Linked DNA regions of Homo sapiens: region 2 is linked to region 1. Evidence: read pairs that join two places in POLR2A ChIA-PET (ENCODE). Cell type or tissue: OCI-LY7. All regions are shown on one strand.

The links. Peaks named below come from ENCODE experiments on the same cell type or tissue, not always from the same donor. Only the 100,000 strongest peaks of a DNase experiment are listed, where the experiment ranks them.
Region 2: POLR2A ChIA-PET joins it to region 1 with 5 read pairs; 2 of 35 experiments call an interaction of 5 or more read pairs at or near these places.

Annotation. Positions count from the first base shown.
Region 1 is chr17:39,535,781-39,538,280 of GRCh38, forward strand. It overlaps a transcript of CDK12 not described here. Among named protein-coding and RNA genes, the nearest start is that of NEUROD2, 71 kb to the right of the region's middle. In OCI-LY7, no CTCF peak of the experiment used is centred here; no DNase peak of the experiment used is centred here.
Region 2 is chr17:39,855,487-39,857,986 of GRCh38, forward strand. The region is part of intron 1 of IKZF3 (IKAROS family zinc finger 3); the gene reads right to left. Among named protein-coding and RNA genes, the nearest start is that of IKZF3, 7.6 kb to the right of the region's middle. In OCI-LY7, no CTCF peak of the experiment used is centred here; no DNase peak of the experiment used is centred here; H3K27ac peaks cover 275 bases.

The sequences.
Region 1 (2,500 bases):
CTTGGGATTTCCATTGTTATTAAAGATTGCCTCATAGCTTGACTGTTTTTTAACTATGGAGTGACTTTTCATATCCTAATCATCCATAAGGGCTAAGTGGAATGGGAATGGGGAATTCCTCAAGGGAGGAAGCACTCAACCATTCCAAGGGAGAGGTGGAACTGCTGAGTCTTCTGGTTGTCCTGAGAGGCAAGGTGAGCATTCCTGGACACTTTGGTTAATTTTACTGTCCAGGTGTGACAGTTCTTATCTGTAGGAACACCTCCAGTGTTCCTAATTAGGAATTCTCTCAAGTAGGAGATTACTCCAAGCCAGAGTTGAAAGACTGGGGGAGTACGACACCTGAAGGAATTACTGGTGGTACTCCTTACTGTACGCAACTGTCTCTCCATCTCCTATCCACCCACTTCTTTTCCCTATTTCTCTTTCTCCCCACTCACCATTCAACTGGAATAATTTAGGCCTACCATCGGTATTGATTGCTTAACCCTACCAGGTATTTAGAGTTACTGCTATTTCATTGTTTTGAAAGGTAATGAGAGTCAATTCAGAAGACAAATGTCTATCTGGATCCTCAACCTACTGTAGTGGAAAGTGAAGGAGAAAGTAAACTAACCATACTTTCTTATTGCTAGGAGCTATGAAAGGAGCTTTTCATTTGTGTTATGTAGGGTACAAAAGATTATTTTGTACCCTGGCCAGGAAAGGCAGGGAGTCATCTTTCTGTCTTCCTGCTTCCCCTCTTTCAACCTTCACCTTTTTATCCTCTTCTTCCATATCCTGAGATTGTTGCTTTTGCTGATGACATTTCTAAGCTCAGTTGCAGATGGTGTCTGTGGGAAGTAAAGCTTGGTGAGAAGAGGGCTCTCTGGTATCTAAGAGAAAGCAGATAAGAGTTGCTTTAATGTCCTGGTGATTAATCACTGGGGTGCCAAAACACTTTGACCACTGGATTTCTCTCATATCTCTTATCTCAAAAAATTAGTACTCCAAGGCTGAGAGAAAGAGACTGATACTGAGTTTGTCTTTCATACCCTCTAAGTGGGTAGTTTGTTAGTGGACCATTCTCAATTTGCAACCTTCAGCTACAGCATACTTCTGTGGAATAAGAAGGTATAGCCATGAAATAAATTTACTTAGACCCAGGTTCTCTAGGACCTGTAAATGGATGGACTTTTTGATATCTTGCTCTGGCATGTTTGTAAACTACAGATAGTATTGACAGCTCTAAAGGAATGAAGGGCATTTTATCCAGGCCAAACCAACCCTGAGGGAGGCAGCATGAAGAAACCTTTAAGAAGTCCACCATATAGCAGTCAGAGCTAAGTAAAGAACAAAGTCTGAGTCTTGGAGGATGTCTTTTCTCTACCTAAGGGGCCTATCTGATGGACTCTCTAGGAGGGGATCCTTCTCCCTCCTCAGTCTCAGAACTACAATAGTGCCTAATGAGGGACACCCTTGGTGAGGATCAGCTTGTAGATGACCCTCCTCACCAAGGCTAATGCAATTTTGAATGCATTTGGACCTGGAGAAAACAGGCTGAATTCAAAGACCTAAAGAAAGCTTAGTAGCCTGGTCCCTTTTTTAAAGTCTGGAACTTTTTAGTTTGGCCTTATACTAGTGTTAATATTTATAATTTCTGTTAGGGGACCAAAAGTCTCAGAAAATGAAGCAATATAAGAGGTGGAAATAAGGGTAAGAAGGGAGAACTAGAAGAGTCTGGTAGCTGGGCTGCAGAAAGAGACTTGGGGTATAATTCCTTATTTTTATTTATTTATTTATTTATTTATTTATTTATTTATTTATTTTTGAGATGGACTTGCTCTTCTTGGAGTGCAGTGGTGTGATCTCGGCTCACTGCAGCCTCCACCTCCCAGGTTCCAGCAATTCTCCTGTCTCAGCCTCCCAAGTAGCTGGGATTACAGGTGCGTGCCACCATGCCCAGCTAATTTTTTGTATTTTTAGTAGTGACAGGGTTTCACCATGCTGGCCAGGCTGGTCTTGAACTCCTGACCTTGTGATCCACCCGCCTCGGCCTCCCAAAGTGCTCGGCCTCCCAAAGTGAGCCACCGCGCCCAGCTTGGATATAATTGCTTATAAAGAAGAGAGGGATACAGGATGGAAGGAAAAATTATGGTTGAGTTAGTGAAATTTATAGGATAATTTTCTTAGAGATTCACAGTTCATTTCAGGAAGACCCCATTAAAGCACCAATACTGAGTAAAGAATTCCCCTTAATTACAGTAGTCTTACCTTTAGGGTTGGAGGATGGGCCAAGAACCCCTAGGATACTATGAAGACATTTTCTGTAGGGAAACTAGAAAAGATGGGCAAATATGTTAAGCAATATGTAAGGACATTTACTTAACACTGTTATCTACATAGTTCAAGAGAGTAATTCAAGAATAAGGAGGAATGACATGGATGCATCACATTAAACAGTTATTTGTATTGTTTGAATTTCAAAACTCCTGCAAGTGGTTTTAGGTATGCTAAGTCA
Region 2 (2,500 bases), 320 kb after region 1:
AGGTCTGGGGCAACTAAGTCCATACTAGGTCATTGATGTTTGCAATGGATATCTATAGAGTCCTTTGAGAATCTCCAAATTCCTTTTATTGAGATGTGCATACTATGCTATTGGCTTGGCACACTTAGAAGCTGTTACTTGTTTGTGCATTCTGGTCTCCTAGCCCTACTAATTCAAATCTGAAAAATTAGTCGGGCAGTATTGGCACATGCCTGTAATCCCAGCTACTCAGGAGGCTGAGGCAGGAGTGCTTCACCTTATTATTTCAGAACAGTTTTTAATTAAACTACTCCCAGAAACTTGAGAAAGGATGATAAGTAATCTTTGCTTCAAAGTTGAATCACAAAAATATTTAACATTCATTTTATTTCATTCTGAACATAAAAATCAAACAAGAAATGCCCCAACTTTATTATAAGTATTTAAGATTTATAATATACGATGATGATGTAACATGTATTATAATATACAATGTATATTGTATATGTACAATATAACATGTATATTGTATATGTACAATATAACATGTATATTGTATATGTACAATATAACATGTATATTGTATATGTACAATATAACATGTATATTGTATATGTACAATATAACATGTATATTGTATATGTACAATATAACATGTATATAATAACTCTTTTAAATGCTTGTAAGGTTACATGTTACATGTCTTTGTTAGTGAGTAGTTGATTACTATACTGTGACAGAAGCATGTCCCAAGCAGCTGAGCCTTAGCCTTTACAGGCACTTAATAAAGTACAGGGAATAAGACAGTTAGTAATATTCTTTTTTATTTATTTATTTTTTTGAGACGGAGTCTGGCTCTGTCACCCAGGTTGGAGTGCAGTGGTGCAATCTCCACTCACTGCAACCTCGGCCTCGCAGGTTCAAGCAATTCTCCTGCCTTGCTGGTGGTGGCACGTGCCACCACACCCAGCTAATTTTCATATTTTTAGTAGAGATAAGGTTTCACCATGTTGGCCAGCTGGTCACAAACTGTTAATAATATTCTTACTTAAATAACTTTTACAGCGTGGTGGCTCATGCCTGTAATCCCAACACTTTGGGATGCCAAGGCGGGCGGATCATCTGAGATCAGGAGTTCGAGATCAGCCTGGCCAACATGGTGAAATACTGTCTCTACTAAAAATACAAAAATTAGCCGGGCGTGGTAGCGGGAGCCTGTAATCCCAGCTGCTCGGGAGGCTGAGGCAGGAGAATTGCTTGAACCTGGGAGGCAGAGGTTGCAATGAGCCAAGATTGCACCACTGCACTCCAGCCTGGGCAACAAGAGCGAGACTCCATCTCAAAATAATAATAATAATAATAATAATTTTACATGAGAAAATATGCACAGGAGAAAAAAGACCAGCAGCACCATGATTTTACTCATCATGTTTATAAAATTTTAATATTTGGAAAAAAAAGCCTCATTTTGAGGTCAGAGGATAAATTTATACACTGATCATCTTCAATACTTTAAAGTCTGGAATTTTATGTGAAATTCAAATGAAATTTAAATCAAGTTAGCCCGTGAAGCACCTTTGTGGAACTGCCTACACTGTATGTAAGCATATAAATCAACTATTAGTGATTTTTAGCAGTCTAGGTCAAGGGATTTCTTAACTAAGAGATAGAGGTAGATGACAGCAAAAATGACTAGTTGTTATATATTATAAAAATTAGTTACTTCCAGTTTTCATACTGGACAATATTTTCCATCAGTTATGATGTAATTCCATATCCATAAAAATGTTATAGGTTTGTGAGAGTGATCTTTTTCTCATATCCACAAACTCCTAGAGGAAATTGTTCTGATGTGCCAAATATTCTGGTAAATTAATAGTCTCTCTAATATACATTACTTCTTAAATGAACTGATGTTGCTGTGATAGAGTATTCAAATTAAGTGATGTTCAACAATTTTAAGAATCAAAACATCTATTGTGAAGAAAAGGTTTATAGTGGAAACTGCAGTGCTTCACTGAAATAAAAAATGTACCAAAATTATTAAATAAAGCCAAAAGTTAGAAGGCATTGTATTTTGTGGGGGGCATGGATTAGAAAAATGGCCGTATTCACGCATTGGATTTAGCCAATACTTCAATCTCTTCTACCAAACCTTTAACAGTACCTTTAACAAATTAGCCAGCAAAATTTACCAATTTCAATGTCTCTATTTTCCTTCCCCCCTTTACTATAAAAGCTGGGCAAGAAAAGAGTCAAATGATCAAACACACAGGCAACTCATTCATTAATTTATTAAACAAATATGACTACAGGCCTACTATGTGCTGGGGACTGGGTTGGGTACTAGTTACCACCGATTATAAAAAGATCCCCAGCTACGCATGGTGGCACATGCCTCTAGTCCCAGCTACTCAAGAGGATGAGGTGGGAGGATCGCTTGAGCCCAGGAGTTTGAGACCAGCCTGCAATGTAGAGAGACCTCATCTCAAAAATTAAAAAAAAAAAAAAAGAGAGAGAG